3 separate regions of the Mus musculus genome follow, and all the other regions are linked to region 1. Evidence: chromatin loops called from intact Hi-C (ENCODE). Cell type or tissue: heart. All regions are shown on one strand. Links, peaks and the distances in the headings refer to the core of each region. The heading gives the core; the rest is flanking DNA.

Region 1 (10,010 bases), core at 1,977-6,976:
TCCTCAATGAAGGTGACTTAGAGACCCAGCTCTAACGTGCAAGACCTGACAGGACCCTGTCTTAGTCACTGTTCTATTGCTGTGAGGAAAGACCATATATAATTATACACACACACATATACACACACACACATATACATGCATACATACAATGACATATATATATGTATATATATATATATATATATATATATATATGTATATATTCATTTAATTGAGGATTTGCTTTAGTTTAGTGACAGTCATCATGGTGGTAGTGTGGCAACACACATGTCCTTAGAACACTAGCTGAGAGTTACATCCTTATCCAATGGCCCAGAAAGGGAGAGATGACACTGGGCCTGACTTGGGCTTTTGAAACCTCAAAGCTAGCCTCCCTAGTGACACACCTCCTCCAACTAGGCCACACCCACTCCAACAAGGCCACACCTCCTAATCCTTCTCAAGTAGTGCCACTTTCAAACATAAGCATTCAAGCATATTAGCCTATGAGGGCTGTTCTTATTCAAACCCACACAGAGGCCAAGGTCAAGTTTGAGGTACAACACCAGACATGGGGAGAACAAGCGAGTCTTCCCAAAGATTCACTTTTAGGTGGTTTGTTTCTATCATTAAAAAGAAAAAGAAAATGCTGAGAAAAGTCAAACATGTGTCTGTCAGCCCAGCACTCTCCACTACATGTGTGCCACAGAGAAATACTCCCAGATCCTTGAGCACACATGGAGAAGGACACCGATTGCAGCATCATACATAGAAGAGGGCTCAGAACAACCTATGTGTGGTGCCTGGTGCTAGGGGCCTAGATAAGTGTGCTGTTAAAGACAGGCTGTGGGAGTCTGGGGGCAGAAACAGTGGATTAAAGGTAGGCAATAATCTGGACAGATCAGGAAAACATACTTTAAATCATGTTACTCCTTGGGTCACACGACCAGAAGCCATAGCAACCCCAGAGAACCAAAGTGTTCCCCGTGCAGCTAAAACTCGGATGCCGGTTGTATGTATCTTGCTTATGTTCATCCATTAAACAGTTCTCTAAAACTCATAGGGTGAGTTTATACTTAAGGAATTCTGTACTGCGGCGGGTACTGATGGGGAGAAGTTTGGAAGGGAAACAGATAAGGAGATGAAGAGGTGGCGGGAGGTTGACCCAATAGAATAAAACGATCATCTAGGCGTGGTGGCACATGGGTTTAATCCAGCACTCGGAAGGCAGAGGCAGGCGGGAGTTTGAGGCCAGCCAGGTTTTCATATCTACCTAGCCAGGGATGTAGAGATAACCTGTCTCAAAAGAAAACAAAAAGGGATGGGGGAGATGGCTCAGCAGCCATATAAGAAGCTGGGCAAGGCTGCACATATCTGAACCCCAGTCCTGGAGGGGGGAAGATACAGAAGGACCCTGGGGCTTGCTGTCTGCCATCCTAGCCCCAGGTTCAGAGAATGTCCCTAAAACAGAATTCTGTCTCAAAGGAATGAGGTGGGGCTACAATATAGCAGGGACACCCCATGCCTGCCTCTGTCTTCTACACGCATGTACAAGTGCTGTTTGATTTCATTCATGAGAACTCTCCAGAGTATACATATCAATAGCTGCAGAGTGGGATTGTGGTGTGTGTGTGTGTGTCTGTGTGTGTGTACAGTGTGTGTATACAGTGTGTGTGTGTAGTGTGTGAATGTGTGGTATGTATGAGTGATTGTGTGTGTGATGTTGTATCAGTGTATGGTGTGTGTATGGTGTATGTGAGAGTGTGAATGTGTGTATTATGTGTGTGAGTATATGTGGTGTGTATGTATGTAGTGTGTGAATGTGTGGTATGTATGAGTGACTGTGTGTGTGATGTAGTATCTGTGAATGGTGTGTGTATGATGTATGTGGGAGTGTGAATGTGTGTGTTATGTGTGTGAGTATATGTGGTATGTGTGGTGTTGAATGTGTGGTATCTATGTGTGAGCGTGGTGTGTGAGTGTATGTGGTGTGTGTATATATGTAGTGTGGTGCGGTGTATATGGTGTATGTATGGTATATGTGAGAGTGTGTGTTATGTATGTGGTGTGTGTATATGTATTGGTATGTGGTGTGTGTGTGTGTGCATACACGAGTTTTTGTAGTGTAACCAGCCCCCTGTCTGAACGAATGGATTTCCCTTGAGCACTATGGGGCTTTGGGGCTTTGAGGCCAAGCCAGTGAATGGGCTGTCTCATTCACATTTGCTGACGAATGCAGCATGTCAGGTCTCTCTGCCAAGGTCTCTTCTAACTTGCAGATTCTTTGAGGTTTGTGGAAAAGACAAACAACAGTGCACACTCAAAACCAAGAACAAGAAAAGCCTGTTTTCCTTTCCCTGGCTGGTAACTGATACTCCCTGGGCAAGCTGGCTGCCCACACCTGCTGGCCATTCCCAGGACGCCACAGGCAGCAAGCTGCAGGTGACCCTACCTGTGAGAGGGAAGACGGCACAAGTTGTCACAAGTAAAACTCCTGCTCATTCCCAAATCCTAAAACCAGCCACTGTTGAGGAGAGACCCAGCTTCTTGTGAGCGCTTTAAAAACAAAAACCTGTTAGGTGATCCAGATGTGTGCACAGGTGTGAGAGCTGCCATTGTGCCCCCCCCCCCCCCACCAGCCTTCCAGTTTGTGTTGGCTCCTCCTCCAGCTGATTGGACCATTGTGAGAAAAAGGAGCCGAGCCTGACAGCCACTCCTGAGGAAGCTTAGGCTCTGCTGGACGAGTTACAATGTATCGCAGGCCAGCGGTGGGAGGAGCAGAGGCTGAGAGGGAAGGGTGAAAGAGTACTGCACAGACAGAGCAAAGATGATTTACAGACTGCTGTCCTGCCCCCGTGTGCATTCTAGATTTCCTAATTCAAATCTCATGTCTTTATTTGTGTATTCATTTTGTTTCATTCTTAAGACATGGTCTCCTGTAGCCCAGGCTGTATTCAAACTTGCTCTAAGTTTGTATCTAAGTAACCTGGAACCCCCCTTTTCCTGCCTCCACATCCTCAGAGCTTTGTGGACCAGGCTGACCTCAAGCTCACAGACCCATCTGCCTCTGCCTCTTGAGTGCTGGAATTAAAGCTGTGTGCCCCCATGCCTAGCCTTCATAACTGTTATTTATTCATTTTATTTTATTATCATTACTTTTTTTTAAGGATGGGGGGGGGCAGGGGATAGAGAGATGTGTCGACAAGTAAGAGCCCGGCTGCTCTTCCAGAGGACCCAGGCTCAATTCCTAACACCCACATGGTACCTCACCAGTCTGTAATTTCAGGTCCAGGGGATACAGTGTTCTCTTTGGATTACGCGGGCACTGCATGCTTGTGATGCAAGGATACACATTCATAAAACACTCAGACACACAAAAGCAAATAGAATCTCAAATTAATACAAATAAAAAGGAGCTGGGTGTGGTGGCACCCACCTTTACTCCCTGCACTCTGGAGGCTGAGGCAGGTGGATCTTTATGAGTTTAAGGCCAGCCTGGTCTACATAGTGAGTTCCAGGACAACCAGAACTAAATAGAAAAACCCTGTCTAAAAACAGTAGAGGAAAAGTAAACAATTGGTTGCCCTGTAATAGCTTTGGCACCTGTAGGTACATCTTGCCTGACAGTTCGGTATTGTATTACAGAGTCCACTGAGGAGTAAGACCCACTGATAACTTTCTATCCCCCAGGGGCCTACATAGCATCTTCTGGCACTATGTATGCTAACCAGCAGGGATGTACTATCCAAGACTGGTGCACCTTGATTTCTCAATGCCTTGCACCCAAAGGGTGTGGTGTCTTTAACCAGGGTCTTACCACCTGGCAGGGTAGCATACACCTTTAATTCCAGGTCTGAGAAAGCTGGGGCAGGAGAATTTGAGGCCAGCCTGGGGTACATAAGTTCTATGCCAGACAGGTTTATAGAGTGAGATACTATCTTAAAAACCAACCCACCAAAACAAACAAACAAACAAAAACCAACAAAACCAAACCAAACCAAGCAACCAGCCAGCCAGAACAAAACAAAAGGAGGGGCTGGAAAGATGGCTCAGAGCCTAACTATGAGCACTAGCTGTTCTTCTAGAAGCCACCAGATTTGATTCCTAGCAGCCATATGGTGACTGTCTTGAACTCCAGTTCCAGGAGATCCAGTGCCCTCTTCTGGCCTGCATGAGTACTGGACACATACTTGCAAGACATACATGCAAGCAAAACACCCATGCACATAAAAAGATAGACTAATTAAAAATACCTATAAAGTCAAGCAAAGCAAAAAGACACACGTATAAAGAGATGAACATTCCGTCTACATACCAGTCTTAGGCTGCACCATCTCCCGCCTCCTTTAACTTTTACACAGGAGGAAAACAGACGTTCTGAGTATTTAGTCTAGGCCACTAAGGCAAGAATCTGGGACAGTTTCTGCCGATCAGCAGCTTTGGGGACCGTGCCGTCTGAAGCCAACTGCATCCTGAGCACAGTGGGTCACTCGGAAGGAGGGCTGCTGGCCGGAAAGGCTTCAGCACCTGTGCCATGACTTCAGTCACCTCAGACACTCTGTGGCCTTTGGCTTTAATGACCTGGCGTGTTTTCAATCTGATGAGCAATTCCTTTCAAGGCTCTCATGTCTCACTCGGAAGAAACTCTCCCATTTCAAGTTGCTGTTAGCTTTGAACCTCCAACTCACTGATAATTAAATTCAAATTAAAATATCAAGCTGGGGGCTGGAGAGATGACTCAGAGGTAAGAGCACTGACTGCTCTTTTGGAGGTCCTGAGTTCAAATCCCAGCAACCACATGGTGGCTCACAACCATCTGTAACAAGATTTGGCGCCCTCTTTGGAGTGTCTGCAGATAGCTACCGTGTACTTACATATAATAAATAAATCTTAAAAAAAAAAATGAGCTGGGGATGGTGGCACATGTCTTTATCCCAGCACTTGGGAGGCAGAGGCAGGCAGATCTCTGTGAGTTCAAGTCCAGCCTGTGAGTTCCAGGACGGCCAAAGCTATGTAGAGAAACCCTGTCTCCAAAAAAAGCCAAAGAATAAAAATAAAAAAAATTAAGATACGACTTTCACTTATCAACTGGACAAAATGTTATTTTTCCACCATAGTTCCATGCTAGGTATGTGGATAGGAAAGTGGTTGCTTGCATTTGACTGGTAGGAATTTGGTTACATTTATTGGCTGCTTTAAAAAATACACCCTTGAGAGATGTCTCAGAGGTTAAGAGCACTGAGTTCATTCCCAGCGATCACATGGTGGCTCATAACCATCTCTAATGAGATCTGGTGCCCTCTTCTGGCCTGCAGGCATACATGCAGGCAGATCGCTGTATACATAATAAAGAAATAAATCTTAAAACATACTCACCCTTGAGGTGTGGTCAGGAGATAATAGCAGCCGTTGCTCTTGCTGGGGACCAGGGTTTATCCTCAGCACCCACATGGTGGTTGGCAACCATTTAGAACTTCAGTTCGGGGAGCGACACCCTTGTGCCCTCCTCCACCACTAGGTGCACACAGTGTGGATATGTACATGCAGGCAAAATGCTTATACACATAACATAAAATAAATAAATCTAAAATAGCTTTAAATCTTTAATTGCATCAGTCAGGAGTCAGAGGCAGGGCACTCACTGGGAGTTTGAGGCCAGCCTAGTCTATAGGGTGACTTTCAGGATAGCCAGAGCTACACAGAAAAGCTCTGCTTGAAAAACCAGTATATATAGATATATCAGACTGGAGAGATGGGTCAGCAGTTAAAAGCACTGGCTACTCTTCCAGAGGCTCTCGATTCAAGGCAAACACATACACGTAAAATGAAAATAAATAAATCAAAACTGTGTGTGCATGTGAGTGCATGTGCACCCCCTGCCCCCTTAGGCAGGATATGGTATTTTGTTCTGTAATCCTAGCATCCTCGGGTATAGAGAGATTTCAGGGCCAGCCTGGGCTATGTCAAACTCTGCTTCTGTTGTTGACTTTATGTTCTTTGGGGTTTTTTGTTGGTGGTAGGTTTTTTTTTTTTTTTGTGGGGGGGGGGTTTCTCTGTGTAGCCCTGGCTTTCCTGGAACTCACTCTCTAGACCAGGCTGGCCTCGAACTCAGAAATCTGCCTGCCTCTGCCTCCCAAGTGCTGGGATTAAAGGCCTGCAGCACCACTGCCCGGCTCTGTTGTTTTTAAAAGAAGGAGTAAGAAGCTTTGAATTGAGTTGACATAGCAGATGGGAGAGAGGGGAAAGACAGACAGATAGATGGACAGGCTGACATGGAAACCTAGAATGGTCAAATTAACTAAAGATCTCACACACACACACACACACACACACACACACACACACACACACACACACAGAGTCTCTTGTCTAAGAAAGTGCTGTTGTAGAAACCACAACATATAGCGGCAGTCAGCTCTCTGAACTGTCGAAACGGCCAAGAACAAACTCTTTAGCAAGTATGTTTGTTGTGATTGAAGAAGACCACAGTCATACCCAGTCCTTGTCAGCTGAGCCCACTCAGCAACATGCAGAGTTTGTAGAGAGATCAGAGCTCTTCCAAAAAACTGAGTTCAGTTGTTCTAAACAGGAGACAAGCTTGCTACAGAAGGAAGGCTTCTGTGGAAATATCACAGCCCATGGTGTGTGGACTCCTACCTCCAGGAAACAGGGATATCAGACGAGAGAACTGAATTGTTTATTAGCGTTTTAATTAGGAAGAATGGACTGGTTTAAAGCCATTAGAGGGGAGGGTAGAGGAGCAGGCAAGGACCCGTGGCAGAGGCTGGCAGTCTGTGATTTGTATGAGCAAGCACACGGACCTGAATGGGATCAGAAGGGAGGGCAGAACGCTAAGCAAAGGCATTTATTACTGTTTGTTTTGAGACAGGATCTCCTGTAGCCTCTCCCTCCCGATTGTTGTGATTACTCCATGACAGCTGGGTTTGTGCAGTGTTGGGGATGGAATGAGGGCTTCAAGCATGCTGGATACACTTCACCAACTAAGCTACATCCCCGGCCCAGGCAAGAGTCTTTAACAGAAATTAAAAGCAGGGGCTGGAGAGGTGGTTGGGGGTAAAGTGCTTTCTGAGCAAGCATGAGGACCCGAGGGCAGAGCCCCAGCACATGTGTAGGGACCACTTTGGTGGCTGTTCCTACATTATTTACACGGAGAGGCAGGTGCTCACTGGCCAGGCAGCCTAGCCAATCAGAGAGCTCTAGGTTCAGTGAGATGCCAGGTCTTAAAAATAGAGGCTGGGGAGATGGCTCCAGCAGGTAAGAGCAATCGCCACACAAACCTGACAGCCCAAGCTCAAACCCTGGAGCCCAACATGGAAGGAGAGGACCGACTCCTAAACATCTCAAATCACACACAAACACGTCATGCAATAATAATAATAATGATAATAATAATAATAAATGAAAAACAAGGTACAGAGAGGTAGAGGAAGACACTGACCTTAACCTCTGCCCCCTCAGGCACACAGACAGGCATATGCATGGACACACAGTCGAGTGTGCTGCCTACCAATGAGAAGGCCTGGCTGGCTGCCACTGGTCAGAGCTCAGCCCCTGGAGAGGGCTGTGAGCTGCCAGGTAACCGAGGGTCTTGGATTGCACAGAACCCGCTTGAGGCAATAGGAACAGACCTCAGATTGAGGAGTCAGCGGGTGCCACAAACACAGGAGAATTAACACTCGGCGTCTGGAAAATAAAGCTGGATGCCTTGGCCCCATAAGAGAGATCTAGACCAAGTGAGCGTCCAGTCAGCAGGTGCTGCTGGCAGGAACCCGAGAGGCCACGGGACACCTGAGAGCGCCTTCCCTGGTATGGATTTCAGTGACCTCTGTGCCTTTGATTCTTCGTAGTCACTGGCTCTCAAAGTCAGGGGGACATGGCTGGGCTTTAGAGGCGCCTTGTAACACCACAGCCGGAAAGTGTGGCTTGAGCCAGCAATGACTGGCATGCAAAAACCAAATATGTCCCTCTCCGTTTTATTTTATATTTGTTATTTTTTTAATTTTTAAATGATTTCATGTATGTTTTGTCTCAATGTATGTTATATAACACTTGCATGCAGAAGCCTGGAATTGCAGTCAAGACAGTAGTGACCCGTCATGTGGGTGCTGGGAATTGAACCCAGGTCCTCTGGGAGAGCAAGCAGCCAGTGCTTTTAACCAATGAGCCATTTCTCAACCGTGTGTGTGTGTGTGTGTGTGTGTGTGTGTGTCTGTGTATGTGTGTATTTTAAATTAAATTCAAGTTGTTTTGAGACAAGGTCTCACTATGTAGCCTTGGCTGGCTTGGATCACACTCTTTAGACCAGGTTGGCCTCAACTCCTAGCGATCCAACAGAATTCTGGGATTAAGGATGTGTGCCATCTCACCTGGCAGGGCAGATGTTTCAAAGTATGTATTTTAGTTTTATGTGCATGTGCGCCGTAAATGAGCGTATCAAAGTTGGTGTCCCCTGATCAATACAAATCTGGGGTTCTCTGCGCTTGGCTTTGTCTTGTTTACTTTCTAAGCTTCCATTCACATGTATTTGCCTGCGGAGTGCATCCCCCACAGTTCACTGTCCCTCCTTGTCTTTCTTCCCTCTTTAGCCCCCTCTGTCCTCTTAGGCTAGCGGTTCTCAACCTGTGGGTCGAGACCGCTTTCTCAGGGGTCATCTAAGGTCATCGGAAAACACAGATATTTAAATTATGATTCAACAGTAGCAAGATTATAGCTATGAAGTAGCAGTGAAAATAATTTTAGGGTTGTGGGTCTCTACAGCGTGAGCAAGAGGCAGTCCACCTTTCAAGTGAGTCTGATCTCATCAAGCTGAGAATTGAGATTAAACATCACCACGTGACATTTACCGTCCCAGCTCCTCTAATTCTGAAAATCTCCTTCACCTGTGGCGCTAGGGCGGCTATGATTGCCAGGTGGAGAGAAGGTTTGTAAGTGATGAGGGGATAGAGATAACCACCTCGGGAAAGCGGGCTGCTCCTGTCTGAGGCAGTCACTACAGCTATTGCTGTGCGGTCCCAATGATAGGTCAGAGGACAGACAGACAGATGACACACACATACATGCACACACAAGTAAACGAGGAACAAATCTTTCGAGGGACTGGAGAGATGCCTCAATGGTTAAGACTGCTCCTCCAGAGGATCCAGGTTCAATTCCCAGCACCCACATGGCAGGACAAACGCATCTGTAAGTCCAGTGATAGAGATCTGTTGATCTTTTCTGGATCCCAAGGGTACCAGGCATGTATGTAGCACACAGACATATGTACAGGCAAAACACCCATACACATAAAATGATAAATAAGTTTGGGGCGGGGAGGTAGGAAAAGCATGCAGAGAGATGTTATTACACAACGCTGTCCTCCAAGCTGAACCAGCTGACATCTTCATGAGTTCAGCTATGCCTGCTGGCACAAGATCGCCACAGCTGGGTTAGTTACATTTTCATTCTCTCCGTGGGGGGATGTGGAGATAAACTTGGTGGACGAAGAAGTGGGACGGAGAGTGGAGAACGACGTGCCACAGGCTCCTGGGACTCCTTAAAGAGTCTAGAGCGATGGCTGCTTCCCTTGTCTTCGTGGAAATCTCCACGGGGGATTGGCCCCTCCTCTAGAGCCTCATGGGTAGGCCCACTGACTGGACTGGACCGGGGAGTCAGATTCTGCTAAACAGCACAGTTGCACCCGATTTACCCTTAAATACATAAACGTACCCTAGCTGGCTGAGAAGCTATATTTAAGCTCACGTAAATAAACAATGAAGTGAGCTCTGCACTCCGATGCGGCTCTCCATGGTCTGAATCCCGGACATCATTTACCGGGCTCCGTTTACCCCTCCACTTCCTGGTCTCTGCTCGCACATCTCTCATGTAAAGAAGTGACAGAGAGGGTCATGGGACTCTTCACGCGAGGATTCACACACAGTTCCCAACTAGTTGTATGAAATTCTGCCCTCATTGCACATGGCCTCCGGGTCTCCGGAGGGCCTACCGGAATCTAGGCTGTGAGAGAT
Region 2 (10,010 bases), core at 2,538-7,537, 90 kb before region 1:
CCCCCCCCCCGCCCCATTCCACCATATGGAACCCAGGGATCAAACTCTGGGCATCAGTCTTGGAGGTGAGCACCTCTCCTGCTGAGCCATCTAGTTGTCCTTGGGTTTTGGTATTCAAGTTTCCCTCTGTAGCTCAGGCTAGCCTAGAACCGGAGGCCATCCTGCCTCAGCCTCCTGGATGTGGGGATCAGAGGTGTGACCTGATTCTCCACTCCCTGTCCACTTCTGAAGACAAAAAGGCCCCTTAGAGGCTACCTCAGATATCAGCAGGAACCGCAGCTCTGCAGACAGTAAACTCCTGAGATGACCAACAGTCCTCCTTGAGACACATGACCCAAATCAAGTAACTTGGGGATTTATTCCTCTTTCATGGAACGAATGAGCTGAAGCAGTTAGAACCAGTCTGGCTGCCTCCTTCCAGCTCAGGAACACTGGTCATCTCCAGGGTCTTTCTGTTCTCTGTGGGGCTAAGAGGTATCCCTGGGCACAGGTGCACCTCAGCTAAGGGATCAAGAATTCTCCCACCGGACGTGGTGGCCCACGCCTTTAACTCCAGCACTCGGGAGGCAGAGGCAGGCGGATTTCTGAGTTCGAGTCTAGCCTGGCCTACAGAGTGAGTTCTAGGACAGCCAGGGCTACACAGAGAAACCCTGTCTTGAAAAAAACCAAAAAAAAAAAAAAAAAAAAAAAAAAAAAAAAAAAGAATTCTCCCAGTGTCAAAGGCACGAGCCAGGGACTGGGCATGCCATGTCTTCTATAGCAGGAGCAACCTTCGGGTATAAGGCTGACCTAGGGGCAGGAGGCTAGGAAAGGCATGTCACTGAGGGAGAGGGAGCGGGGCCCCAGCCCTGGTGGCTGCTGAGAGGGTGGGGGGAAGGATGTGGCAGACAGAGCTGGCTGACCTGCAGACATTCACTTCTCCAAAGTCACCAGCTCTGGCCAGCAAGGACTAACGGACATTCAGCTACTGGAAGGGACAATGGCTTTCCTTTCCTTTATGTATATTCATCAATTTTCATTTTGACATTAAATCTCACGTAGCCCAGGTTGGCTTCCAACTCATTATTTATCTGAGAACCCTTTAGCCTTTACCTCCTGAAGGCTGGGATTGCAGGTGTGCACACACGGTTTTTATGGGGGATCGGACCCAGGGCTTCATGCACACTAGGCAAAGACCCCACCCACTGAGCTACATGCCCAGACCCACCTCCATCACTTCTTTGTCCTCTTTCACTAGGTTGTCACAGCTGCTATTTTATGAAAGAATCAGCTATTTTTGAATCCAACATCCAAATGAGTCTGCCCTTCCTAGTGTCCTAGGGGAATCAGGACACTGACTCCCGGGGCCCTCTGTGTGCTCCTGGTCACAAGCACTTGCTTGGGATCACTTTCAGACCCAGATCCAGATGTCTGAAAATGCCAATGGAGATTCTTCGCTTTGGGGTGTGGGGAAACAACCACAAGTTAATCTGTTTTGAAAGTGAAAGGAGACTTGCCTCTGGTTGGGTTTACTTGAACTCTAGAGGCAGCTCAGAAGGAAGAGGGGCAGGGACACTTTGAACAATGAAGGCAGTGTATGAAAGCCCTCGGACCACAGCTCTCAAAGAGGATGGCCTTCAAAGTGCGGAGCCAGATGTGTGTGTGTGTGTGTGTGTGTGTGTGTGTGTGTGTGTTGGAAACAAACATAGTAAATCGGTATGCCTTTTGAGTTCTGTTTTATCCATGTAGTACCACTTTTAAAAAATTTTATTATCATTTTAAGTGATGACCTTGATGACCTTGAACCCACTGTTCGGCCAGCTTGGCTTCAAACTTGAGGTCTTCTTGCTTCCATTTCCCATGTTCCGAGAAATTGCTAGAATTATAGGCATGTGCCACCATATCTATGTGTCTGTTTGTCTATGTGTCTGTCTGTCTGTCTGAAACAAGGCCTAGTATATTGTAGACTGATCTCCAACTCTATATGCAGCTGAAAACGATTTTGACTTTCTGATTCTCCTGCTTCTACTTCCCAGTGCTGACATTATAGATGTGAGCCACCATGCCTATGTATGCGGTGCTTTGTGTATGCCAGGTAAGTGCTCTCTCAACCGATAGGGCACTTCCAACTCCCTAGCAAGACTGCACACTCTTGCCAGAAGACTGTGTGATCACTGTTGTCTAACCTGTGGATGGCGTGCTCTCTGGAGCCAGGACAAGAATCCAAACCCCTTAACTATTCTTGTTTCCAAGTGGGAAGACACTCACTTTACTCATCTGTGTTTCTGTGGTGCTGGGGTTTAAATACAAGACCAGGAACATGGCAGGCAGGTGCCTTGCCCTGCTCTACTCCGGACCCATCTACCACACTGTGTGTTTTCTTTGCAACAGGACATAGAGACCAAAGCTTCCCACACTCCGGTTTCACCCAGACGCCTGCCACGTGTTTGTTTTAACAGCCTGGATCCTTTTTCTTTAGTCGTGCACATAGAAAGAAGGAAGGAAATCAGGAGACACTGTTGCCCTGACCCACCTGTTTGCAGGTGACACTGAGTATCGTGACAGAATCCAGCTTTCCTTGACTCAGTTTGTCTGGGAACCTTGTTCATTCCTAGGTGTGCTGGCTTCACTCTCAGGCCATCGGGTAAGCAGGGACCACCTACTGCTGCTGGCTTCTCCAGCACTGGCCTGCCCCACGTGAGCAGAGGTGACCCCAAATCCACAAGAAGAGACACCTGCTGTCCCACCTCACGGCCCCAGGCAGGTGCCGCCCCTGAGACACCTGCTGTCCCACCTCACAGCCCCGGGCAGGTGCCACCCCGAGGTGTCCTTACCACTGTGGTCCAGGGCACCTGGGGAATCCTGGTGTAAGTCAGGGTGATGTAGACAATGAGGAAGAAGACGGTGAGGACCCAGTAGAAGACAGCCACAAACATTACCCAGCCAAAAGCAGGGACTCTAAAATACTCAGTGCCAGCGATGAGAGTCCACACCAGCAGTCCCAAGACCTGCAGAGTAGCAGAGGTGGTGCAGAGAGGGGGGCGGAAAGAGAGAGAGTGAGATACAGAGGAAGTCATTAGTCACAATGCCCCACACAACCTGTACATATTATACACACATGCCCACCCATGTAGACATATCCCCAATATACATAATAAAAACATTTTAAAAAAGATTTATTTATTTTTATGATTACACTGTAGCACACCAGAAGAGAGCACCAGATCCCATTACAGATGGTTGTGAGCCACCATGTGGTTGCTGGGAAATGAACTCAGGACCTCTGGAAGAGCAGTCAGTGCTCTTAACCCTTGAGCCATCTTTCCAGCCACGACCCGCTCTCCCCCTCCGCCACCCCACCCCCCCCCCCCGTACAAATCCTTTCACCACATCTCTAAGCTGTGCAGCAGTCAGCCTGTGCATCATATCCCAAGAGGCAGCCCCTGGAAAACGTGGGGCTTTGGCTGTGGTGTAGTGTCACCCAGGCCAGCCTCCCCCCTTCTGTGGTAGCTTTCTTTGTGCTAAACAAAGTAGTTTGGCCTCCTGGCCTTTCACATCACAGCCTGGGTTATTTTAGACAGAGATAGATTAGAAAAGAAAGCAGGGACGGCAGCTAGCTCCGATCTGCTGTGATGCTTTAAATGGCCAATTTGGAGAGCACGCCTTTTGTCACTCAGTGCATTCTGGGAAATTCTGCGGTGAAGCTGTTATGTTACAGAGGTCAATCAGAGCCATCTGGGTTAGCAACGTGCTCCCTGAGCACCTACTCTCAATTGTGTGTGATGCTGGGCACTTAGGTCACAGATAGGAGAGAGGCACAGCGTCATTAAACCTGTCATGTGTTAGACACACTATTCAGGTCTGACCAACGATGACTGTGACTAGATACAGCTCATGGCCTGAATCAGATGATGATGATGATGATATTAATGGTGGTGGTGGGATGTGTGAAGACCAGAAGTCAATTCTAGGTGTTGTTCCTCAGGAGCCATTCAGGGTCTCTCACGGGGACCCCGGGTTTGTCACTTCTGACCTCCTGTCTCTGCCTCCTGCACATGCCTGTTTCTTTTTGTGTGAACACTGGGGATGGAACTCAGGTCCCCATGTTTGTGAGACAGGTACTTTACTAATGGAGCCACAACCCCAGCTCACACGACCTGTTTCATGCAGCAGACAGACACAGCCCTGCTCTTTGCCTTGCCCCTTACCTGTGATGTCATGCTTAAAAGACAGCCTCAGGCATGAAGCCTAAAATAGTCACATTCACAGAAAATGTCTGCCAGCTCCCACTTCACACCCCACACTCTCTGCTTCAGAAAATACGTACGCAGGCACGCACATATGCACGTGCACACTTGGGGTTTTGTCTTTTCAAACAAAGCAGGTTATTACCACATGATGCTGGAGACCGTAAGAGAAAGAAAAGTGCATTTCCTCCTGGGATCCACATTGACTCCAACCTGCTGCCTCCCCACATCTGCTCAGTTGTCCCCTTCAGACTCAGGGACTCTCTTCCAGCCAGCCCTTTATCTCTTCTGTCTCTCAGAGTCTGTCAGCATGCTCGGCCACCACCTCCATTTATCCACTAGGGGGCACCCGCATACTGCTGATGGATGACCAGGCCAGCGGAACCAGGGCAGACCAGGGTGGGCTGTCTGCCCAGTGTGAAACAGAGGTGGTGGAAGGACTTGACTTCCACTGTTAGCATCGGTTGCCACATATTGCCTGAGAAAAGGATGGACTGATGCAAAGACTTAATCCCCATGTCCTTGGACTCTGTGTGATGTTCTCGCAGAGATTTTACTGAGGTGTGCTTCAAGAGCTACAGCAGAGCCACTAGTGAATGCACCCAGGGGCCTGGGGCCTTGGTGGCATCTCTAACAAGGCACATGGGCTCTCTGTTTCCGGTCTTGGAAGTGAGGAAATAGAGGTGTAGGATTTAGGGGTCTGGCTCCGAGATGGGGAGAATCAAATTTGCCTGATGAAGGCAGACTTCAAACCATATGGCTCTTGTTCCTACTCTGAGGGGGTGTCATGAGGACGTCTGTCCCCTAGCCACAGTGGTGCTAAGAACTTGGGACTTAGTTATTCTGACATTTCATGATCAAACAAAGATCTATATGGAGGCTGGACCATGGGACTCTGTTATTCCCAGCAGGCAGTGCGACAGGACTCTGCATACAAGGTGGGTGTTAAAATATGTCTAAAGACTGACTTTAGGCAGCATCTGTGACCCGTCACCATGGACACAGCTGCTTTTGAATTCTCCGAGCTCCTGTAAGGAACCCCGATAGACTCACTGCCTCACTAAAGCAGATCCGCATATGGCCTTTTGTCTGTACCCAATCTTTGGTGAGTGGTGAGACCACAGAGAATAACGTTACCAGTATACCAAGTTCCATGGAACTCTGCAGAGGTTAGCGGTCTCATGTTTATTCCGTCCATGAAACATAACCAAATGCTCTGCCCAAACTGCACGTTGGCAGGAAGAACTCATGGAGTCCTTGGTGGTAAAAGAGAGGGTCAGGGGCCTGTGCCTGGAATTAGCACCACGGTGCTCCAGAGAATGAAGTGATGCAGAGAAGTTGGCACACACTTTTTGGTCATGGCTGCATGGTGAATGTCGTGGGCTTTGAATCCCATACGGTCTCGGTCCCAACCATTCATTTTGCTACTGTAGTGTGGCCACGTTTTGTGGGAACTTTATTTACAAACAGGGTAGGCTAGATTTGGCTGGCAGGCTGCAATTAGCCAGGCTCTCCAAGTGTGTGGTCCCAGGCAGGGAGGTCCAACGTCAGCTAAGAACACAGACATGCAGATTCCATCTAGACCTGTCATTCAGCAATGCTGGGAAGAGGCAGGGCAAGGGGGTCACATTCCCTGTGCTCAGGCAGCTCAAGGGACTAGCCCCTCACTCACTCCCCGACCCTTCCCCTTTCTTCTTCCCTCCCTCGATTTTTTTCCTTTCTCCTTTCCCATTGAACAGTTCACACCTCAGGGGCTTGAGTGTGTGAGCTTAGACTCTGACTCAGTTAAGGTTTCTACTGCTACAATGAAACACCATGGCCAGAAAGCAAGCTTAAGAGGAAAGGGTTTATTGAACACCCTTCTACATTGTAACCCATCGAAAAAGGAACTCAGGACAGGAATTAGAACAGGGCAAGAACCTGGAAGCAGGAGCTGAGGCACAGGCTGTGGAGGGATGCTGTTTACTTGGCTTGCTCCCATGGCTTGTTCAGTCTGCTCTCTTAGAGAACCCGAGACCACCATCCCAGGGATGAAGCCACCCACAACAGGCTGAGCCCTCCCCCACCAATCACTAATTAAGAAACTGCCTTCCAGGCCTTCATACATCCTGGTCTTATGGAGGCCAGTTCTCCACGGTTTTCTCCTCTCAGATGACTTTAGCTTGTGTCAAGCTGACATAAGACTGTGCAGCGCCGACACTAATGACCCAGCTCTCAGATCTCCCAAAGAACATGCATCCATCACAGCAAGTGCTGTCAGTCAGTGAGGGATGCTCTGCTCCCGTGCGGGTCACCAAAGGGCAAGGCCTCAGACAAACCAGAAGGTCTGCAAGAACAAAGGATCCTGTGGTGAGGACTCTGCCCTGATTTCCTGATGCTCCAAGGCTGGCTCTGAGTGTTAAACCTGGGTGAAGCATTTTGATGCCAACCTGAAGCTCGGCTCTAGCTGACTCAGCATTTCCCCTCTGTGGGTGGTGTTTTCTTCTCTGACCTTCCCCGAGCCTCTGAATAAAGTGTTTCAACAACAACAACAACGGAGAAGGTGAGGGAAAAGGAAAGGGCTAAAGGAAGAAAGAGAGACACGGGCTCACAGAAGGAATGAGGGCTGAGGACTAACCTCGGCTGGTAGAGCACATCTCTAGCCAAGGTGTGAAGTCCAAGGTTTGATCCCTCACTCCACAGAAAACAAATGTGGTGGTGGGCACATCTGTAACTCTAGTTATATCGGAAGTGGAGGCAGGAGGATAAGAAGCCCTCAGCTTGGGGCTGAAGAAAAGGCTCAGTGGTTAAGAGCATGTATTGAGCTTGCAGAAGACCTGAGTTCAATTCCCAGTGCCCACACTGAGAGGCTCGCAACAGCTGGTAGCTTCAGGGGAATTTGATACCTCTGGCCCTCAAAGGCATCTGTACTCATATACATGTGAGCGCACATATGCCAACACGCATACACATATACATACACCCACACACATACACATATTCCCACACACAGGCACACAAACACACATACTCATACACATATACCCCACCACAAACACACATGCTTAAGGGTATATATATATATACACATATATATTCTTATGACTATATACATATATATATTCATAAGAAGCTCAAGTAAAATAATGCCGAAAAGCATCTCCTGTCCTGTGGAGAGCCACTGGCTCCCACTGCTGTGCTCAGCCCCTGCTCCATTAGCCCCTGCATGAGATGTCGCTCTCACACTGATCTGGGTTCTTTGAGAAAGGATGGGGGTCTTTTCCCACAGTCTTTCTGGGCTCTGGATGAGGCTAACTGGGGAGGAGAGGGGAGGAGTGTGACTGGAGTGCAGAACCACCAGTGGTCTCCAAAGCCATCTGCAGCCAGTGGCAGCGCCCAAGTCCATTGTCTTGTGCCCAAGAGCATCAAGGCAATCAGGGCAGGGCCGGAGCAGAACATAGATTCATTAAGGAAGGAAAGTAAGAAGGAACTCCTGAGAGTGGGCAGGCCTCCAAGCATAGGTCTGAAGATCTTTCTGCCCCAGAGCCTTTTGGCAGGATCCACAGGTCCACATCTTCCATGTATGGTTTTTTGTTTTTTGTTTTTTGTTTCTAGATTCCACATGAATTTCGAGTTTTTGTTTTTTTTTTTTTTTTATTGTCTATTTCTACAAAATGTGGCATTGAAACCATGCAAGGGACTGGGATGCCCTGAATAGACAGACAATTTCCTTCCAAAATAATGTTTTAAAACACACGAACTATGTAGCTTCTAAATCTAGGTGGGGCACACATTTGAAGCAAGCCCTTTCTTCCTCCCTAAAAGATGCCATCCGACTGCTCTTAATTAAAACAGACTTGCAAGGCCACGGGGAAGAGACAGATTCACCAGAGAACACAGAGAAATCCCCTGGATGTCTCATGGCTCTATGACCTTGTCTCCGAGCGAGCTTTAACGTCCTTCCCCAGATTCCATCTATAGTCAGCACAGCTGTGAAAAGCTGTGTCCATTCACTCTTCTAGCTGCCGAGAGTGCAGGTCAGGAAGGTTAGCAGACACCAAGACAACCAGTGACCCCGAGCCAGGCCAAAGCATACACGCAAGACAATGCAGCCCCCTGTCCTTGACAGGGTGCGGTGTCGCCTGGGAGATGGGGCGAGCGGAAAACTAAAGCGGCCGCACAGCCCGCAAGGGGTCAAGGAAGCAGGTTCATGGCAAGACAGGCTGATGTTCATGCATGGAGTGTCTGAATTCCAGGTATCAGCGTTGAGGACGCTGGCAACGCCTGGGCTGGCAGTGGGAGACGAAGCAGGAGAGAGAGAGAGAGAGAGAGAGAGAGAGAGAGAGAGAGAGAGAGAGAGAGAGAGAGAGAGAGAGAGACGGAAGAGAGCGCGCCGTTGGGGGCAGCTCTGGGAAGGGATTCCAGGGTTACTCACTGAATTGGCAGAGATGGGGCTAGATGTATTTTCGGAAATGCATCCTGGCTGTGGCGTGTATTAGTCGGCACATCTTAAAAATCTCCTGGCAGGTCAGGCATAGTGGTGCCCACCTTCTTATCCCAGCACTTGGGAAACAGGCAGGCAGAACTCTGGGAGTTTAAGGCTAGCCTGGTCTACACAGTGAATTCCAGGCCAGCCAGACCTACACAGTCAGACCTTGCCTCAAAAACAAACTATCAAAACACCAATCAACCCAAACCAAACAAAAACTCCACATGAAAATAAAATAACCGCAACAAAACAACCCCACCCCTAAACCAAGAACAAACAAACAAATCAAAACTCATTTCTTGGCAATGTCTGGGTAGGGAGGAATATTCACTCATGAAATCAAATGGGCAGGATCCTTGGAAGGACAACTTCTGTATGACATGGCCTCAGAGGCCAGGGATTAGGCCCTGCCAGCCAGCTCCCACACCAGTCCTGGCTGGCTTGCCTGTGTTTCCGAGAGATGGTTCCAAGCCAGTCATTCTGAGCTGGCCATGTCACAGTCTTGCCAGGGAACCCATGCAGTCTGGACTCACTGACTGGCCCAGCTACAGGGAGAGGGCTCACATCTGTCTGCTTGGAGGCTGTGCTGACTCCCTTTATGTCAACTTGACTGAAGCTGGTGGTGGGTGGGGCTGGTGGTCCTAGAGGCTATAAGAAAGCAGGCTAAGCAAGCTGTAAGGAGCAAGCCAAAAAGCAGCACCCCTCCATAACCTCTGCATCAGCTCCTGACTCTTCTCTGCTAGGAGTTCCTGTCTTGGCTTCCTTCAGTGGACTCAGGACATCAGCCAAAAAAAAAAAAAAAAAAAAGAAAAAGAAAAAGACAAAGACACCCCCCCCCTTTTTAAGCTCTACCCCACAGTTACCTGGCAACAGCCAGGTATGCCTGACTCACTATAAAAGGGGCTGCTTGCCCCCTCTGCTCTCCTGCTCTCTTGCCTTCTTGCTCTCCCCTCCATCTTCCCTCTCTCCACCTGCTCATGACTGGCCTCTCTGCCAGTCCCTCCCCCCATCTTTCTCTATCTCTACTACCCTCTCAACTCCCCTCCCCATGCCCTCAATAAACTCTATTCTATACTATACCTTTGTGTGGCTGGTCCCTCAGGGGGAAGGGATGCCTCAGCATGGGCCTCAGGAGGTACCCTCCTGACACCTGACTTCACATCCAAACACATCCCCTCTCTCCTTATCTTTTTATAAAGCACAACACTCCCTCCTCATCACTGGAAGAGTAACTGTAACGAAGACAGTGCCTTAAATGGTCACCCTGGCATTTCAGCTAGACGCTGACTCCTCCGCACTCCCTCGGTGACAAGAAG
Region 3 (10,010 bases), core at 2,565-7,564, 73 kb before region 1:
AACAAAACAAAATATTGAGGTGCACACCTTTAGCAGTCAGATCTGTATGTGTTTCAGGCCGGCCAAAGCTACATAGTGAAACACTGTTTCAGAAAGATAGATATAGATATAGATGATACACAAACACACACACACACACACACACACACACAGATATAGAGAGCCAAAATAAAAACCTGTGCTACACAAAGCTACCCTTCAAAGACAGCTTTGAAGGAAATATTTAATATACTTGAAATAAACATATTTGCCGTTAAGGGATCTCCCCCTCCTCCTCTTCCTCCAGCAGTCACAGGGGACTTAGATGGTCAACATTTATCCTCCTGGGGATGGTAGTTTTTATCCACTAGCCCAAAACCAACGTATTGATTCTTTGCTTTGTGGGGAAGATTAAACACGTGAGTCACTTCAGTTTTCATGTGTGAGCACAACGATTTTCTTTTCCTCATAAGCTTCCTGGAAGCTTGTTATTTACCAAGTTTCAATGTGTCTCCCTGAGTCAATGGTATGAGCTGCTAACTTTTCTCTGCTGTGTAGAGACTTTATCTAGCGTGCCGCTGTAGCAGAGTCCCCTGGTCTGCACTGTTATCGGCAGCAGGAAAGCTAACATGTAACTAAGTCAGAGGAATCCTTCCTCCTCATCCCATGTGTGCCTCTGGGCAAACACCAAGCGCCGTAATAACCCCCGCAGCCCTTCAGCAATTGTTTCTGGCTACTGACTCCAGACAAATATTTGCCTTGGAGGATTTGTATAGAAAGAGAGAGGCACGGCTTCCTTTGGTCCTATAGCGAGTCGAATCATCTAGCAACCACGAGTACTCCTCACCCGTTCCTTGCAAACGAGGAAAGAAGCGGCAGTGAGGGTCTACAGAGATCTGACCTGACACATTGTTTCCTTTATGCTTCTTCTTTCCCCAGCCCTCCTCCACCGAGAGAGCAACAGGAAGCCTAGTAGATCATCAGGGGATGATGGGTCCTTGGGGGGGTGGGGGGAAGCTGTAAAGAAAAGTCACTCATGGGAGCGGTGGAAATATCTTAGTAAGAGGAGCGGTTGCCTCTCAAAAGGCCCGACTTTGATCCTCGGCACCTACGTAAGCATTCGGATGTGGTGAGGTTCGATTGAAAAGGCGAGGTGTATGGCTCCAGGGGAACAACACTTGATGAAGTTGTCCTCCAGTCTCCACATGCACTCATATGCATGCACACGCATTCACGCACGCACACACACGCATGCATGCATGCACGGACGGACGCATGCACGCACGTCATTCATAGGATCATGTAGAACCCCATGGACTTTATTAAGTCCTTGTCATAAGACCCTATGTGACCGAGTTTGCAATACTAATTTGGGATAATCTATTATCATATGCCATGTAATGTGAATCCCACCAGACACACAGTGTAGCACATGCTATAGTTTTGCTAAGCCGAATAACAGAAGCCTCAACACAGCCTCTCTAAAAACATCTTGACTTATTTCTCTATCAGGTAAAGTCTTTTGCCTGAAGTGATCCAGATATTCAAGACACAGGACACTGGAGTTGATTCAGCCTCAGACAAAAGGCTGAGAAGAAAAGTGTGAAGGGCGATCTGGGCCTCACTGTGGGTGTCCGGGATGTTAGCTCCTTCAGTCCCTTCACAGAGCACCCTGGTTCTTGGGAGATGTACCCAAAGCTGCTTAGGGAGGAAGGACTAGGTGCCTGCAACTCTCTGTTATTAAACAAAAAAGGAAGCAAGGCTCAGTGAGATGACTCAGTGGGCAAAAGTGCTTGTGGCTAAGTCAGGTGACCTGAGTTTGACCCTTGGGATTTACATGGTAGGCGAGAACTGACTTCATCACTTTGTCCGCCAACTTCCAAAGCCATGCCTAGGCTACACATGCACACACACACACACACACACACACTCACACGCACAAATAAGTGTAAAAAAAAATCTATGGAAATTTAAAATAACCCACATTTTCACAGAAAGGGATAGAGAGTACATTAACTGAGGAGCACGCCTTCAGGAGGCAGAGGAAGGTAGCCAGGCCAGACCAACCAGGCAGCCTGGGGCACATAGGGAGTCTCTGTCTCCAACAAAACAATTACATAAAGGACTTTGTATTGTTTTTTTCCATTTTCTCAAGGGTTGTTTAGGTTTCCAATTTCGAAAACATTGGCGACCTGGGAGCGTAGCTCAGTGGCAGAAGACTTACCTCACAGGTGCACTGCAAAGCCAAAACTCAGCCAACCAAAACTGAAGGTGAGGGAGAACAAACAACTATATACACATTCGATGCTGCGGCAATCTAACCAAACCAGGAGGTTCCGAAATGTACCACCTCGCGGGAACAAAGAATAAGCCCCAGATAAATGATGTTTCTTGTCTCAAATCTGAGGCTAAGTCCTTGGCTATGTTGTATTTAGACACAGAAACACAACTGAGACATGTGTCAGGTCAGGCCCACCAGACATACATCAACTCTGATGCCACACTACACTGATACTGAAGCCTGGCTGCACTGGATGTACTGGCTAGTTTTGTGTCAACTTGACACAGCTGGGGTTATCACAGAGAAAGGAGCTTCAGTTGAGGAAATGCCTCCATGAGATCCAGCTGTAAGACATTTTCTGAATTAGTGATCAAGGGAGAAAGGCCCCTTGTGGGTGGGACCATTTCTGAGCTGGTTGTCTTGATTCTATAAGAGAGCAGGCTGAGCGAGCCAGGGGAAGCAAGCCAGTAAAGAACATCCCTCCATGGCCTCTGCATCAGCTCCTGCTTCCTGACCTGCTTAAGTTCCAGTCCTGACATCCTTTGGTGATCAACAGCAATGTGGAAGTGTAAGCTGAATAAACCCTTTCCTCCCCAACTTGCTTCTTGGTCATGATGATTGTGCAGGAATAGAAACCCTGACTAAGACACTGGGGATCTCAAAATGTTTATGCACACACTAAACGAGCCCTAAGCACACATTGAAGAAAAGCTTGCAAATTTTTAGCACTAATGCTCTCAAGAGAATATTGAAAAATCTCACTAGGAGAGGTCTCCACTCCCCAGGAAGCCATGACTACCAGCCATGCCAAGCCAGAGGGCAGGAGGGTCTTTGAGTTCGGGGCTATCCTGGTCTACATAGTGCTGGGATTAAAGCATGAGCCACTCTGCTGATCTGAGGCCCAGGTTAACCTCAGCTCTTAAGTTTCTTGCCACAACTTCCCAAGCGCCTACACTTGGCTAGGACACCTTTAATTTAATTAACAGAAGTTGAATGGAGGGAATACCAGGTTCACTAAAAGAAAAAGGAATTTTGTTTTGTTTTGTGACAGTTTCTCTGTGTAACCCTGGCTGCCCTAGAACTATTTCTGTAGACTAGGCTGGCCTTGAACTCAGAAATCCACCTGCCTCTGCCTCCCGAGCACTGGGATTAAAGGCATGCGCCACCACACCCGGCTTTTTTTTTTTTTTTTTTTTTTTTAAGAGACTGAAAATACTTCAGAAAAAATTACATTTTTTAAAAAAATTATTATTATATGAAAATATACTGTAGCAGTATTTAGACATACTAGAAGAGGGCATCAGATCTCATTACGGATGGTTTCTGAGACACCATGTGGTTGCTGGGGATAGAACTCAGGACCTCTGGAAGAAGAGCCAGTACTCTTAATCGCTGAGCCATCTCTCCAGCCACACATGTTTTTTATGTGTGTTTTGCTTTGTAATTTTAAAAGATTTATTCTTGTTTTATACATATGGATGTCTTACCTGCACTCGAGTCTGTGCCCCTCATTTATGCAGCCCTGGAACTGCTGTTACAGATGGTTGCCAGCTGCCATGTGGGTGCTGGGACCTGAACCAGGGTCCTCTGGAAGGGCAGCCAGTGCTCGTAACGGTCAAGCCATCTCTCCCAGCCCAGCATCTCTACATTAGATCTTTACACACATATACAACCATTTTGGCTAGATTACAGGACTTGGGCTGGAATTCTGTGAGCTGTTAATGACCACGCAACCTACCTGAGGAGTCAGTATCCTGCATCACCTCCCACCCTGCTGGAGGAATTAATCCCCCGCATCACCTCCCAACCTGCTAGAAGAGACAAGCCTCCCGCATCACCTCCACCCTCAAGTTTCTCGTCAGTCAGTTCACTTGATTTTTTTAAAAATAGAGTCTCACTCTGAGGCTCCGCCTGACCTCAGACTCTAAGTAAATGAGGCTGGCCTGGAGCTCCTGACCCTTCTGCCTCTGCCTTCCAAGTGCTAGAGTTATAGGTATGTGCACTCTCATCTGAATTAATTCCCAAGGCATTTTCCAAATCCTTCCCCTACACACACTGTACCATTTCACATACAAGGTCTTACTTTTAACTGCCAAGTGCCCCTGAGGTGTAAGGGCTTCCCCGTTTGACGACCACAAGCCAATAGCCAAGTCCTCAAGGCAGGCGAGGGAACAGCAGAAGAAACACTATTTTCTTTTTTCTTTTCAATGGTTGTGCTATGAGGTCACTGCTGGGATTCCAACAGGCAGGCCAGCCAGAATGCTCACCCCAGAGGTGAAAGGGGCTGACACCCACCACACATCCTCTGGGGGGAGGAGCGGGGCAGCTCTCACTGTGTCTACAAGGTCACAGAAGCTGATTCAACGATGAGAATGGCCTGGTCAAAAAGGGTAAGGATGGGGCTCTGGGGAGATGGCTCAGTGGGAAGAGTGGAAGAAGGTTCAAATCCTCAGAGCTCCCACATAAAAAGCCAGCTGTGGCTGTGGGCATGTCTCTAAGTGCCGCACAGAGACTGGGGAAGGGGGACAGAAACAGGAGGCTCAAAGGAATTAAGGGGACAGTGGTATGGCGGGACACTTGTCACCCTGTCTGGCCTCCACGGATACACACACACACACACATACACACACACACTCATCATCATCATCTATCTTTTTCTTAGGAAGGTTTGTCTTCCTTGTTCAGTGTTTTGCTCATAAATCGGCCAGAAAAAGCACAAAAACACACGAGGCGGGAGCTGTGGGGAAAAGTGTTTAGAACCACTTATTAAAATAATTACAGTATGGACATTGGGGAGGAGGACTCTAGTGCCCTCTATTGGCCAGGCTAAGTACTGTCACCCTCTGAACCACCTGACCTTGCTTTGTTTGAGGTTGTCTTTCCCAACTAAGTCTGTGTAGCAAGGGCAGGAGGCCCCAACCCTGATCCCTCTGGCTCTGGTAAGAACACCAACATTTACACAGGCACCTTTTCCAAGGCACCAGAGAATACCGGAGGTCAGCACTCACACAGCCTTTCAGGCTGGCAGGCAAGATTTTCCAGAAGCAGACTGTCATGGGACTGGAAAAGAGAAGCCCAAACCCAACACAGGACAACGGGTCCCAGATGATTTTTTCCCAGTGGACATAGCCACATCTGACATGTCTGCTAGCCAGCAGTCTGTACAGTGACAACTACCCGAGACCACGGGACTGTGAGGAGGCGAGACATCAGGACAAATGTACACACAAGAAGAAAATCATTCGCCTTATAGCTGGGAGTCAAAACAGAGCGGAAGAGGGGAACAGACTTCCAAATCCACTAGGCCACCAATGACTTAAAGACTTCCTGCAGGACCCACTTCCTAAAGGCTCGGCCATGCCCCAACAGAGCGAATCTGAGGACTAGACAGTTATCACATGATTCTATGGGGGGCACTTCAGATCTAAATTACAGGGCTGGAGAGTTGACTCAGTGGTTAAGAATACCCAGCACGCACATGGCAGTTCACAGTTCATCTATAACTCCAGTCCCAGGAGACACAGTGCTCTCTTCTACCTCTGTGGCCACCAGACATACCTGTAGGTAAACACCCATACACAGAAAATCACCAGATAAATAAAACTTAAACAAACAAGCAAACAGAAAACCAAGATCTGGATGGCCACGTGAAGTACGCATGGCTTGTTGTACGCACTGACTACCCATCTGCAGTCTGGCAGTGTTCATGCTTTACAGATGTACCGCTAGGTCAGAGAGACCGGTCTACTCATAGAAGGGATGAACGATCAGCCCAACTCTGGGAAGTAAAATTGGCATATATGACAGACTGCTGGAGAAGTCTGATGGGAGGGACTTCCTGTGTGTTATTTGAAGCACAGAAGAAGGGTATATGGTCCAGAGAGAACAGGAGACCCACTCACATAAGAACAAAATATAAACCGGGCATGGTGGCGCATGCCTTTGATCCCAGCACTTGGGAGGCAGAGGCAGGCGGATTTCTGAGTTTGAGACCAGCCTGGTCTACAGAGTGAGTTCCAGGCTACACAGAGAAAAACAAAACAAAACAAAACAAAACAAACAACAACAAAAAAACAAAAAATGAACAAAATATATTTTGATATATTATTTTCATATATTAAGTAGTTTGTGGGAGGCTGGAGAAATGGCTCAGTGGTTAAGAGCACTGACTGCTCTTCCAGAGGTCCTTAGTTCAATTCCCAACAACCACATGGTGGCTCGCAACCCATCTATAATGGGAATCAGATGCCCTCTTCTGGTGTGTCTGAAGACAGTGACAGTATACTCATATACATAAAATAAATAAACAAACCTTTAAAAGTAGTTTGTGAAATATACACACACACACACACACACACACACACACACACACACACACACCCTGTGCATATGATAAATAAAAAAGATGTGTGTATAGGCTGTTGTTTTTCCATTATAGGCAGGGCTGAAAATAAAATCAGACGGTCACATGTGTTTCTATTTGCATAAAGGATTTCTCAACTGGAGGTGACTTTGCCCCCACTGGGGCCTTTGGTAATGCCTGGACGAGCTTCTTACTGTCATGACTCGTCGGGGGTGTGCTACTGACATCTGATATGTGGAGTTCAGGAATACTGTTAGGTGCCCCCCAATGTGCAAGAAAGCCTCATCTGAGGCTTATCCAGCCCACATATAGACGGATCAATAAAGCCTCTCACATCATGTGTGTGGTGCAGGGTTAATAGAAGTGGGGGCAGTTACCACGCGTTTTTATCATGCTTTGATCATTTGACATGTGACACATTAACTAGTCAAGGCCTATTTGAAAACTGAGTTTAATTTGGGAAAGACACACAACACAGTGGTAATGTGGAACACAGGTGAGGGTCTCTAGTAGAATTCAGGAGCCTGTGTTGTGTATCCAACTATGTAGAACCTCACCGTGTGCTTCTCTCTTGGCTCCTTTTCCTCATCTGGATACATGTAGGAAGAGCTAGGATCAGGGACAAACCTGACAGTCTCTTTCAGTACTGCTCAATCATGAATGATTACTTCATGGGCCTAAAGTCAAAGCAACTCATTTGTATTGTTTTGAATTAGGCTCTCTCTGCGTAGCTCTGGCCGACCTGGAACTTGATATGTAGACAAGGCTGGCCTCAGATTCACAGATACCCTTCTGCCTCTGCCTCTGCCTCTGGAGTACTGGGATTCAAGGCATGTGCGGCCACATTTGGTTCAAAACAATTCTTAAAGCAGCCCACAGTATGGCTGAGTTTTGGAACATCCAGAAGAAAAAAAGAGTCTAAAAGTAGGGGACCAGGAAGGTGGCTCAGTGGGCAGCATGCTTGTTCTCTAAGCACAGGGACCTGGGTTAGATCCCTAGCACCCACATTAAAAAGGTTGGGTGCAGCATCAGGTGCCTGCACCCTAGCATCAGGGCATAGAGAGAGGTGGACTCTTAGAATGGAACTCCCTAACCAGCCAGCTGAATCAAAACGGGGACCTCCAGGTTCAGCAGAGATCCTATTTCAGGAGATAGGGTAGGTCAGCTGCCACACACAAAAAGAAGGTTAAAAAAAAAAAAACAACAGAGGAGTGACAGTGGGAGAAGGAGGGGGTTCCAAAAGACATGGGGGCAAAAATGGCTAAACTCTACTCACTAAATGTATGAAACTGTCAGACCAAAAAAAATAAAATAAAATAAAATAAAATAAAATAAAAAAATCTGGGGAAATACAAGGCAGAAAAGCAATGAAGAAGATGTATGTCCCTGTGTCAATCTCTGACCCTCACAAGGAAATACACACACACACACACACACTCACACACATACAAACACATAATCAGACAACAAACACACACACACAGACATTCAAATACACACAAACACATGCATACACACTCACTCATTTGCACACATAAACATTCAAACACACGCTCACACACACTTACACACACATACAAACACACAATCACACAACAAACACACACATACAAACACACAATCACACAACAAATACACACACACATACAAACACACAATCACACAACAAACACACACACACACAGACATTCAAACACACACATGCATACGCTCACTCATTTGCACACACAAACACTCAAACACATGCTCACACAAACACACTTACACACATACACTCATTCACACACATACATATAGAATCAAAATTTCAAATTAGACACAAAACCGTAAGCCAACGAATTTCAAACCAACAACTTTACTTACTTTTATGACGCTAAACCGTTATGTACAAGGCAAAGATGCTACTGCTAACAGCCAGGCAGAGTCCTTTAGGTTTATCCAAACAATGCCCATGTCATCTAGCAACCCCCAAAACGCCGACTCCCATTGCTTATGCCATTCTCCCACTGCTAGCACAGCTGCCCACTGCCAGCCCTTTTTGGTCTGTGGCATGACTGACCTACCCATGGCCTAGCTGGGTACTTAGATAATCAGTCTTTGTTCCAATGTCACGAGCCCATGGCAAAGCACTACAGTTCACTACCAAGGTGACTGTAAACACAAACACAGGTGCCTGCTCTGAAATAATGGCAGGCTGCAGGCCAATTCAGATGTCCAGAATTTGCTTACAGCATTAAACTAATATAAGAAATTTGTTGTTAATAATCCTTGAAAATGCAAACACAGACCATAGATTGGGAAACACCAGCAAGGTGTGTTGGCTCTGAAGGCTTGCCTTCCAACACCAGTCATCCATAGCTGGCCTTCACATTTAACCTATCAAACAACCTATCCCACCTAAACACACACACACGCGCACGCGCACGCGTGCGCACACACACACACACACACACACACACACACCATGTATCCCCATACAGAACTGGTAGGATGTGGACTGTATTTCTTTATCTGTTCGTCTATTTGTTTTGTGTTTGGGGGGATAGGATTTCTTTGTGTAGCTCTGGCTGTCCTGGAACTCACTCTGTAGACCAGGCTGGTCTCGAACTCACAGAGATCCACATTCCTTTGGCCCCTGAGTGCTGGGATTAAAGGTTTGTGCCACCACCATCCAGCTGGACTGTAATTATTTTAAATGGCTTTGTTTGTCAGAGAATAGACATCTGTTCTTACATTGTTTTAGTTAGTTGGCTGGTTAGTTAGTTAGTAGGATGGGTAGACATCGCTTCTATGGAGGTTCAGAGGGCAACTTGCTAAGATTCTGTCCTGTCCTTCCACCTTGTAGATTTGAGGATAGAACTCAGATCGTCAGACTTGGTAGCAAGCACAGTGACATGCCGAGCCACTTTGTGGGACTGGAACTGACTTTTTTACAGTATTAGCAATCTCCATCTGGGCCCGGCATTTATCATTCTCCTCATTTAAAATGTTGTATTTCGCCGGGCAGTGGTGGCACACGCCTTTAATCCCAGCACTTGGGAGGCAGAGGCAGGCGGATTTCTGAGTTCGAGGCCAGCCTGGTCTACAGAGTGAGTTCCAGGACAGCCAGGGCTATACAGAGAAACCCTGTCTCAAAAAATAAATAAATAAAATAAAATAAAATAAAATGTTGTATTTCAACGACATTTCACACCTTTGTTCCATAAACATCATAGATATTGTAGGTTTCTAAACTTATATTTTGAAATTGCTTACTACTCTTGTACAGAAATGGAATTGGCTTATGCTTTATTTTTTAAAGCGTGTGTGTGTGTGTGTGTGTGTGTATGTGTGTGCGCGCGCGAGCCAGCACCCATGCGTGGTAGCTTGAATAAGAATGGCCCCCAT

Evidence for each region. A loop is a pair of places that touch in the nucleus more often than their neighbours do. Peaks named below come from ENCODE experiments on the same cell type or tissue, not always from the same donor. Only the 100,000 strongest peaks of a DNase experiment are listed, where the experiment ranks them.
Region 2: a loop joins it to region 1, with 7 times the contacts of the local background. A loop is called at or near these places in 21 of 42 quality-filtered maps.
Region 3: it touches region 1 in a loop (2.2-fold over the local background); 10 of 42 quality-filtered maps call a loop at or near these places.

The regions. Positions count from the first base shown.
Region 1 is chr9:114,883,777-114,893,786 of GRCm38, forward strand. No RefSeq gene overlaps it. Among named protein-coding and RNA genes, the nearest start is that of Gm30448, 35 kb to the left of the region's middle. In heart, for the core only: CTCF peaks have their summits at 4,148 (motif pointing left) and 5,287 (motif pointing left); no DNase peak of the experiment used is centred there.
Region 2 is chr9:114,793,228-114,803,237 of GRCm38, forward strand. Cmtm8 (CKLF-like MARVEL transmembrane domain containing 8) reads right to left here. Exons shown (of 4, transcript NM_027294.2): 2 at 2,814-2,987. Among named protein-coding and RNA genes, the nearest start is that of Cmtm7, 16 kb to the left of the region's middle. In heart, for the core only: no CTCF peak of the experiment used is centred there; a DNase peak (open chromatin) is centred at 4,564; H3K27ac peaks cover 772 bases.
Region 3 is chr9:114,810,404-114,820,413 of GRCm38, forward strand. All of the region lies in intron 1 of Cmtm8 (CKLF-like MARVEL transmembrane domain containing 8), which reads right to left. Among named protein-coding and RNA genes, the nearest start is that of Gm23889, 23 kb to the right of the region's middle. In heart, for the core only: a CTCF peak has its summit at 5,084 (motif pointing left); no DNase peak of the experiment used is centred there; H3K27ac peaks cover 535 bases.